2 separate regions of the Homo sapiens genome follow, and region 1 is linked to region 2. The links are chromatin loops, found by intact Hi-C in ENCODE. Cell type or tissue: endothelial cell of umbilical vein. All regions are shown on one strand. Links, peaks and the distances in the headings refer to the core of each region. The heading gives the core; the rest is flanking DNA.

What was found. Hi-C counts contacts between places; a loop is a spot of excess contacts. Peaks named below come from ENCODE experiments on the same cell type or tissue, not always from the same donor. Only the 100,000 strongest peaks of a DNase experiment are listed, where the experiment ranks them.
Region 1: it touches region 2 in a loop (13-fold over the local background); 2 of 110 quality-filtered maps call a loop at or near these places.

Annotation. Positions count from the first base shown.
Region 1 is chr18:56,566,923-56,572,304 of GRCh38, reverse strand. No RefSeq gene overlaps it. Among named protein-coding and RNA genes, the nearest start is that of TXNL1, 69 kb to the left of the region's middle. In endothelial cell of umbilical vein, for the core only: no CTCF peak of the experiment used is centred there; no DNase peak of the experiment used is centred there; H3K27me3 peaks cover 322 bases.
Region 2 is chr18:56,289,060-56,294,441 of GRCh38, reverse strand. No RefSeq gene overlaps it. Among named protein-coding and RNA genes, the nearest start is that of LINC03069, 100 kb to the right of the region's middle. In endothelial cell of umbilical vein, for the core only: no CTCF peak of the experiment used is centred there; a DNase peak (open chromatin) is centred at 3,001; H3K27ac peaks cover 1,246 bases.

The sequences.
Region 1 (5,382 bases), core at 201-5,200, 280 kb before region 2:
CGCTCGCGCCTCTCCCTCCACACCTCCCTGCAAGCTGAGGGAGCCGGCTCCGGCCTTGGCCAGCCCAGAAAGGGGCGCCCACAGTGCAGCGGTGGGCTGAAGGGCTCTTCAAGTGCCGCCAAAGTGGGAGCCCAGGCAGAGGAGGCGCCGAGAGCGAGCGAGGGCTGTGAGGACTGCCAGCAAGCACGCTGTCACCTCTTACAGGTACGGTCCTAACTCTGGGCCTTTTCCTTGCTGCTGTCCCTCCCTAGAGCTCTCTTCTCCAGGTATCCGGGCTGGACTCAAAGCCCAGCTCACTCACCTCCCTCATTCTTTACTCAAATGTCACCTTCTCACCACCAGCTTCCTGGCCATCTCATCTACAATTGCAACACCCTAGTCCCCACCACAAGCTCACCAGGGCCAATTCCCCCACTTTATTTTATTTTATTTTTTTTTTTGAGGCAGAGTTTCACTCTTCTAGCCCAGGCTAGTGTGCAGTGGCGCCATCTCAGCTCAGTGCAACCTCCGCCTCCCAGGTTGAAGCAATTCTCCTGCCTCAGCCTCCTGAGTAGTTGGGACTAGAGGCGCCTACCACCACGCTCCACTAATTTTTTGTATTTTTAGTAGAGATGGGGTTTCACCATGTTGCCAGGCTGGTCTTAAACTCCTGACCTCAGTGAGCCACCCACCTCGACCTCCCTAAGTGCTGGGATTACAAGCGTGAGCCACTGCTCCCGGCTGAATTCCCTCACTTTCTATCCTTTTTCTCTGCTTTATTTTTCTCCCTATCAATATCTAAGAACCCAAATATTTTGCTAAATAAACAAAACATTATTGTCTTTCTTCCCAAGTAGAACGTAAATTTTATGAGGATAGAAATTGTCTCTTTTGTTTATGGTTATGTTTAGTGCCTAAAAGAGTGCTTGGTACCTAGTCAGGAGATATTTATTGAGAAACAAGTGTATGAATGCCCACTATGCTCCATACAGCATCAGGCTATGATCTTAAAGGTTTCCGGGCAAAGTAACAAAATACTGCAGTAAATTCTAGGTGCAACATTTTAGGAAAATCACGCAGAACTGTGGGTGAGGAAAAAGCAGGTTGTCATCCTGGCTCTGCTAGAGTCTCATGTTGTGACCTTAGGCAAATTGTGAAATCTCTCTGTGCCTTGTTCCTACATTACAGATGAGAAAACAAATATTGACCTTATTTCTGTCACAAGGCTTTATAAGAGCCAAATGAAAAGGGGCATACAAGCGTCTTGAAAAGTTAGCCTATTCAAATGTAAGAAGTTCTTCTTTCAAAAATTAAATGTGTTCAAAATAGAAAGACTGAAGAGAGGTTCTAAATCTAGTACTGAGGGGGAAATACAGAAAGGAGAGAAGGAATAGAACAGAATGATCAGTATGTCAAACCCCAAACAGAAATAATTAAGAAGAGGATGTTGAAAGTTTGGGTCTTTGGACCCACACTGGAGACCCATAGCACTGGCTGGAGAGGTGAAATATTCTTTGCTCCAAACACATTAGGCCAAGTGATGAGAAGGATCAGATCATGTCATAATAATAACAACTACTGTCTATTTTACTTACTTTTTTTTTTTTTTGAGACAGAGTCTCGCTTGTTGCCCAGGCTAGAGTGCAGTGGCACAATCTTGGTTCACTGCAACCTCTGCTTCCTGGGTTCAAGCAATTCTTGTGCTTCAGCCTCCCAAGTGCTGGGATTGCAGGCATGTGTCACTCTGCCTGGCTAATCTTTGTATTTTTAGTACAGTTGGGGTTTCACCATATTGGCCAGGCTGGTCTTGAACTCATGACTTCAAGTGATCTGCCTGCCTCAGACTCCCAAAATGCTGAGATTACAGGCGTGAGCCATGGCACCCAGCCCTATTTTACTTTCAACTGTGAGCTCCATACTATGGGTTTTAGCTGGGTTGTTTAATCCTCACTACACTCTGAGGTAGGTATTCTGATCTCTATTTCATGGGGCAAAATACCAAGGCTTAGAGAAGTTAAGGGATTAAGTTCAAGTACCTATATATAGTGCCTGGGACATCAAACCTATTCCTTTTCCCCCGCCGACCCTGCTTTCCATTCATTCTCAGCCAAGTAAGAGAGAATTCTGTGGTAGGATTCTAGATACAAAGTCTGGAATTTTTATAGGAACAAAAATTCTCAGGGCTGGGCGTGGTGGCTCATGCCTGTAATCCTAACACTTTGGGAGGCTGAGGCAGGAGGATTACTTGAGGCTGGGAGTTGCAGACCAGCCTGGGCAAAATAGCGAGACACTGTCTCTACAGGAAAATTTAAAAATTAGTATGTCCCTGTAGTCCCAGCTACTTAGGAGGCTGGGATGGGAAGATTGCTTGAGCCCAGGAGTCCAAGACTACAGTGAGCTATGATTATACCACTGTACTCGAGCCCAGATGACAGAGTGAGATCTTGTTTCTTTAAAAAAAAAAAAAACTCAAATTTTCTTCCTTATAATAACATCTCACAATGTAGTACATGATCAAATACCATCAACCATCATTCTCCCATTTCTACATTTGTGCTAATCTTGTCTCTTTAAACAGCTTTTAATTTCTCAGAGTACCTACCATGGTTTTGGGCATTCAGTGGATCCTCACTGAATTGTTTGGCTAAATGGGTTCAGTTTCCTGAATGCTGTTAAACTACTGCGTGACCATTTCTGGGAGACTAGAATTTTAAGCTTTCTCAACTTCCTGTCTCCCACCTCTCTGAAAAAAAAATGAACATTAGATTAGGGAAGTTGGTGAGGAAGAGAAGTTTCCATTTAAGGATTTTTACAAGAATGAGTTGGTGGTGGAGATTTTGACTCTTATTTTTGCATCTAAATAGACTCAAGAAATGTAAGATTCTTAACCCCAAACACTTTAATGTATCATTTCTGCACACTTTCCAGCTTAGAAAAGGGAAGCTATTCATTTTCCAAAATATGAACAATATATAAAAAGTGAATTGATCTAATTTTCCGCCAAATTTTATAGTTCTGGGATAGTCATGGTTCCAGGCACCTAAAATGCACTTGAGCTCTGAAAACAGAAGCAACTTTTAGAGAAGTGACGTGTTGTCTTTCCGTCTCCAAGATTGTATTGGGAAACCACCACAGACTATTGTAGTCCAAATTACTGCTTAACTTGAAGGCCTTTTAACTGATTTAGCAAATGATTGCCCACAGCTTGGCATTGAGCAGCCTGAAACCACAGTGGAAATCACTAGAGTAAAAGAAGAAAACAAAATGTAGAAAAGATGTTTATGTTCATTCAAAAGTCTACATGTGTGTTTAAGTAGAAGTTATAGCCAAGTTCGACTTTCAAAAGTTCCTTAGGAAGTTTTCTGCTGAAGAGAGAGTAGCAGAGAGAAGCTATGCTTTTCCAAGTCTGAAAAACCTATGTGGTGTGCCCTCCAATTCCATGGAGACAAAAAATTAATTTAGATGTATTTTATACCAAAAGACATACTTGAGACATTGAAAGTATGTCTCACATTAAAAAAAAATTTCATCGTATTTTAAGTTCCGAGATACATGTGCAGAATGTGCAGGTTTGTTACATAGGTAAACGTGTGCCATGGTGGTTTGCTGCACCCATCAACCCAACCCCTAGGTATTAAGTTCAGCATGCATTAGCTATTTATCCTGATGCTCTCTGTCCCCGCCCCCCCGGCAACCCCCTCACATTTTTAAATTTTTTCACTGTATGAAATTGAAACCATATATATATATATATATATATATATATATGTAGTTTGTTTGTTTGTATATATATATAGATTGTTTGTTTGTTTGTTTGTTTGAGATGGAGTTTCGCTCTGTCACCCAAACTGGAGTGCAGTGGCGCGATCTCGGCTCACTGCATCCTCCGCCTCCCAGGTTTAAGCAATTCTCTGCCTCAGCCTCCTGAGTAGCTGGGATTACAGGCATCCACCACCATGCCCGGCTAATTTTTTTTTGTATTTTTAGTAGAGACGGGGTTTCACCATCTTGGCCAGGCTGATCTTGAACTCCTGACCTTGTAATCCACCTGCGTTGGCCTTCCAAAGTGCTGGGATTACAGGTGTGAGCCACCGTGCCCGGCCTATTCTTTATTTTTTTTATAGGTGGAGAAGTAAGGAGGCAGTTTGTATATCGCCTCTCAATTTCTCTCTCTCACACCCCCTTATAATATGGATGCTGAGTGACATCACTAACATCCATGTTGAAGACAAGTTGGATTTTAGTGACTGTTTTCCTTAGGTTTTGTGGGTACATAAATTGACTTACATATTTTCTATTTGATAATAGGTTCCAATTTGTATACACTCTCCAAAGTTCAGGTTTTTAGATAGTGTTGTACGATTCCCCCAAACAACATCTGCGATGTCTGAAAGAAAAATAAAATCACTAGCATTCTAGGTGGAATGGAAGAAAAAAAGCAAGAGACATTTCCGATTAACTCTAATTGAAGAGTTTTTGCAAATCATTGCTCACACCTTGGCTTGTTCACGGTGCAGTTTGTGTGGGTTTTAATTTACTTTCAAGTGCAGTTCAAGGTGTGGATATTGATCTATAAACCCCCGATGGTGGGTCCCTGGGTACTGAGCAACATCTTTGTGTACCAATGTGACAGCTGAGGTCAATTAGAGTGCTGGTTAGCCATCCTCAAATCTAAACACTCTGAAAAGGTGTCCTTGATAAAGTGCCCCAAGCTCAAGGGTCTCTTTTCCTGGTTGGCCTGGGTCAGAAAGAATTGCAAAGCAAGGCCACTTAGCCAAAATCTCCATTCTACCCACTCAGGTTCTCTTAGGTCATCCCCCATGCCATGCCCTGCCCCCAGGTTGGGGCTATGGCTTTATTTGATTCTGGGCATTGTGAACAGTTCTTGCTGGGACTGTCTTCCTGTGTCCATGGAACATGCAGTATTGAAATCAGCACTGCTCAAAGCGTGACCCACCAATCAGTGGCATCACTTGGGAGTTGGTTAAATATGCAAATTCTTGGGCCTCATCCCACACCTATTGAATCAGAAACTCTAAGGGTGGGACCAGCAATCTGTGCTTTAAGGAGCCCTCCAGGTGATGCTAATACACTCTAAAGTTTAGGAGCCCCTGGCATATGGGATGATTTCAGGGAGTACGAGGTCTCCCTCCACCTGTTACACACCAGAGCTTCTCCACAGTTTCAAGCTTTGGGTCTTGCAATATGCAAATGCCTAGGAGCACTTTAAGCTGGCATCAGCTATTTATATCTTAATATGAACAGTTTTGTATTTTGCTGGCTTTACTAGAAAAACTGACCTAAAATGCTGATTTTCTTGGGAGGATTCTCTCCAGCTTTTGGTGGAAAATGGTGCCACCAGGAGGAAGCAAGGTACAGAGGAAAAAGTTCCTTTGGGTTACA
Region 2 (5,382 bases), core at 318-5,317:
CACAAGGCTGGACGTGGGCTTGCAGCAGGAGGTCAGACTGGAGGGTGAACAGGCTCAGGTTTTTGGCATGATCATGTTTGGCATGATCTAAGGTTTTTGCACTGAATTCTGAGGATAGCTGAGAGCCAGTTAAGGGCTTAAAAATAGCATGGAACACATGGTCAGCAAATCAATTGGAATAAACTATCAGTTACTGAGTAGCTAACCTTTACATGGAGATGCAAGGGTGTGAAAGACATATTATTTGCTTTCAAAGAGCTAATATTCTTAAATTATGTAAGTAAATGATTTTTTTTAATTCCCCAAATAATAGAGAAGCCATATCTCAGGAGAGATAGAACATGATAGCATGCAAATCTCTGTTACTCAACGTGTGATCCATGGACCAGCAGCATTGGTATCACTTGGGGGCTTGTTAGAAATAAATGCTGAAGCTCAGGCCCATTGAATTAGAATTGGAATTTAACAGGATCCCCAGGTGATGAATATCCTAAGTGTTGGCCCAGAAGCCTTGCAAAATTACTAAGTGCAAAGCCTTCAGTGGAGGGCAAGATTTTATGAAGGAAGAGTAATGCTATAATTTCGTTCAGTAGAGATCAGTTTCATTGTCTGCTATGAGTCTGGTGCTTTAGGGGATCCATAAAGGCACAGAATAGGTTCCTTACATACGTGGGGAGCAGATAAAATGTAAAAACGATCAGATTTTTCAGGTACTCACCCTATAGAAGCTTAGAAACTTGGGAAAAAAGGAGGGAAAACCTGGATTCCCTAAGAAAAGGGGCTTGTATGAAAATTTGGACAGGCCTGTTTCTTGCATACCTGGGCTAGAGAAACAGTTCCTACTTGCTGCATTAATTGAACTAGAGTAAGTTTTGGAAAAGGCAGAATGGTAGGAAATGAGGGGGATGGAATCCCTTAGGTATATCTTCCATGTTGCGGACTCTACATGAGTGATTTTACAAAAATACAAGTTAACTAGAATCTTCTCTAGATTAACAAGATCTAGAATCAACTAAAATTAGTGGTCTACCAAACCATCAAACAATGCAATCTTCCTAGAAGAGCTCTCCTGGCCTCGTGTGGGCTGGCTGCTGCCCATCTTTCTGCTCTCCTGTACATTAATCTGGTACCACTGCTCCACTTGTCATGGGCCCCGCCATATTGAAATGCCGGCTATTCCCACCTGCCCCCTTTTCCTTTTGTACCTAGTGACTTTACTCACATTGTTTCCTCCTCTTGTTATAGCCCCTCTCACCTCATTTTGCATATCCTTTGGTAAATTCATACTTCGACTTTGAACCTTAGCTCACACATTGCTTCTCTTTTACCGCAGAGTTAGGCACAATGCTCCCTGTTTTTTTTTTTTTTGAGACGGAATCTCACTCTGTCACCCAGGCTGGAGTGCCGTGGTGCGATCTCGGCTCACTGCAAGCTCCGCCTACCGGGTTCACGCCATTCTCCTGCCTCAGCCTCCCGAGTAGCTGGGACTACAGGCGCCCGCCACCACGCCTGGCTAATTTTTTTTTATTTTTAGTAGAGACGGGGTTTCACCGTGTTAGCCAGGATGGTCTCGATCTCCTGACCTCGTGATCCACCCACCTCGGCCTCCCAAAGTGCTGGGATTACAGACGTGAGCCACCGCGCCCAGCCTTCAATGCTCCCTGTTGTTCCATGGTGTCTTGTACACTGCTCTATCCTCCCCCTTATTGTAATTAATCGTTATTGTGTGTGCTTCATGCTAGACTCCAAGATCCTTGATGCAGTTAGGGTATCTTATTCATGTATTTCTAGTCCCTATTATTGTACTTTGGACTTAAGGAATACTAATTTAATGAAAAGATAAATGAACATGTGAATGGATGAATACCTGTATAATGAATGGATGACATCAGATTATAGAGGACCTCGAATGCCAGGCTAGGGAAATTGGAATTCATTGTGCAGCTGTTGGAAGAAAAATGCAGTAGTAGGGTGAGGGTAGGATGCACTGATTCAACTCACATGTTGAGAAGTAAAATTAGAAAAAAAAAATGAAGAAGAATAAAGCACATAAGCAGAGAGAAGAAGAAACCTCAGTGAGAAAAGCAGCGACAAAAATCTGCAAACTTGTTTTGTCATAGAAATGTCTTATCTTCACATCTGCAGACTTGGGCAATTTTAGGTGACAGAAGTGCTACATGCTTTTGTGTGTGTGTATACCCCTTGGCAGGCTCTCCAATAAGCCCAGTCAATGGCAAAAATCATTCAGTGAGGGTAGGGTGGCCTTACCTTCAAGATTACCTGCTCTAGTGTGTCCTGATGATTTATAGGTGTGATTTTGGTTTGTTGCACGTTTCCTCTATCATTTCCAAGATTATTTTTACTTAGGCTATGGGATACATGGAGCACAGACAAAGGAGGTGCCATGGTGTGGAATGCTAACAAAGGTGCGCATTGGCTCCTGTGCTGTCACCTGTTGGCCACTTGCTTACGGGTGGCCTTTTTCTTTTATGGTTATGTGAACAGAACCTTTGAATTGTTTCTGCTTCTTTTGCTCATTGCTGTTTCAGAGATGAGTAAATGTGCACATTTAGCAGACTTTAAATTTCCTCGGTTCTACTTTGAGCTGGCCTTCAAAGTATTATTTATTACAATACAATTATTAGAGCAAGGAATAAAGTCAGGGACTTTCATTATCGATTCCAAATTTTAGGAACCATGCTGTGAATTTGGCAAAGGAATTCTGTCAGGGGGAAGCTTGGAGAGCTCTCAAGACAGCATTCCTAATATAGGACCTCAGTTCCCACTGCAGCTTTGACTTGATGTGAGATTCTTAATTCAGGTCCCAATTTTTTCAGAATGTTATACTGGGCTGTTAAACAGCTGCTGTATTTAACCACAGATGTGGGTGCATTTTATGGATGTGATTCCTGTGTGTATGTGTGTGTGTGCCAATAAACAAACATGTATATATTTAAAACCAATATTGACACAGTGTTAAGACTGAAATCTTTGCCGTCAAATCAGGAAATTCCAAAGTCACATTTCCTATAACAGTATCCTCTTAGTCGCTTGCACATCCTGTATATTGCACTACAGCCGTTTAACTCCCAAAACACATGGGGATAGACTACTCCAGGCCTAAGCTGGCCAACGTAAAGCCACTATCAGAATTATTTGATTTTTGAAGTGCTTTAATTTATGTCTTAACTTCATATTAACAAATTAAACTTTGACTTAGAAAGGCAGAAGAGAAACAAAAGGAATCAAGAAAGGTGTTTTCATTTCTAAGTCAAAAAGAGACACATCTAGTTTTATTCTTCAGTTAATCATCTTTATCCAAATGGAAGCTAAAACAGCAGAGTAAATGTTCCTCATCTTAGGCTCAACACTCATTGTTTAAACCTTCTACACTCAAAAATAGGAAACCATTTTTCTTCAAAATTGGCTTCCATTCCCTTCCTTAATGAGGACTACAATCTTGCCAAATTTGAAGTTCACAGCTTCAGTCATTTTTGAATTGCAGAAGCACAGATAAAACATTTTGATATTTTTTTATGATGGAAAATATGCAATTTTCCCTATCTAGGTGTATGGTAATATTCGCAGATATATCACATCTAAGTTTAGATTTGAATGAGTACTCTGGTGTCTAAGTGCCGGGCAACTAACATAAATAAGTTTTGCTGGATTATTGCGTGTTGTCTTCTGGTTACCCTTCCATCTGGTTCCTTTTTATGGCCGTTATCTAGTTGGAGTGGTTTGTCAACAGGTGTGGATTTGCCTGGAGACCACAGTCTGACTATTATCTGACTCTTAACTTGGTGCCCCCTATGTTCTTACTTTTTAATCTTAATGCTTATTATGTTTCTGCCTTCTTTTTTTTCCTCCTTCCAAAATCTTCTGAGAGTTGCCAGATAATAAGAGACAAATTGTGCAAATTAAATGTCAGGAAGTGGTGCATTAGTAAGTGAGCTTTTTGCCATCAATGGTACAGCTGATTCCTCTCTCTCTAAGCCAAATACTTCTCCAAATTGGAGTAGGCTTGATGAATTTCTTTTTTTTTTTTTAAGTTAAAGTATGACAGCTGCTTATTTTCGTTTTTGTTCATCTGGTGAAACCAGAAGGGGCCCAAAGAAGTCATTAATGTCCACTGTGTGAAGGCTCTAGGAAATGCATTGAGGGTAGAATGCATGAACAGTATTGTTCACCATATGTAGACTAGAAACATCCTTATGTTCAGGGTCCATGGGTAAGAGAGGGAGTGTGTTATAATTAACTGTATAGTACATATGGTGGACTAGAAAGTTTACTCCTTGGAGACTAGTCGAGCTATAAAATCAAACAAACAATGAAAACAGAGTCAATTAACAATGGCTCTATCAAATGTTGTCATATAGCTCCTATGGTTTGGGTGGAAGACTTGGGGTCAGAAAGCACAGGCATGTCCTGACCCTGGGTCCCCACTTTTCTGGACAAGGCAGAGCAGACTGTGTCAGATGAAGTTAACAGAGCCAGTATACAAGAGGATGGCTTAGAGACAGAGGGAGAGAGAGAGACTGAGAGAGAGAGAGAAAGAGAGAGAAAGAAAGAGAGAGAGAAAGAGAGAGAAGCTGCATCTGCCACTAAACCTTTCAGTGTGGATTCACTAAGGACCACTAGAAAGTCCAGAAGTGAGTCCTTCCCTCAGAGCCCATGTTCCGATGGCTATCTGGGCTCATCTGTCAACATTGCAGTCCATCCAACAATAGGATCACTAAGAATTTCATGATCTGTTTCTGTAGCCCCATTTCCAGGGATCATGCAGCTATGAGTCTGCTGACTGAATGGAAAAATATTGGTCTGACCAGTGGCTTATGTTATGCAGGACAGTGAGTATTTTAAACCAGATTAATCTGAACTTCCTCAAATCTAGACAAGCTTCTATGCTTCTAAATTATGTCCTTTGCCAAGAGAGAAGTCAGATGATGACAGAACTCCACGTGTCTCAACTCTCCAACTGCAGAAGAGTCTGGCTTTTCTTTTGAGGTAGCCTAGCAGGCTGTTTTGCATCTGATGCCTTCCAGATATTCCTTGAGATAATTTTAACAACCTTGAGAGCCCCATATACGTTAACAGGTATATCTGCAAAATGTAGGCTCTCCTTTTGCACTGTTTGTAATGCATTCACAGTCACATCTGATCACATTAATAGCTTGTTCCAAAGCCTTCAATGACTCCCTGTGGCCCTTAGGATAAAGTCAAAACTTCTAACAGAGCATAGATGACCCTTTTCTCTCTGGCTCTTTTGCTTTTTCACCCTCATATTTCTTCACTCTACCCACTTTGCACTCAAGATGTTAACCTCTACTGAAGCTTTTAGTTCCCAGAGATTCTTGAAGGCCTTCCTTGACCCATCTGTTT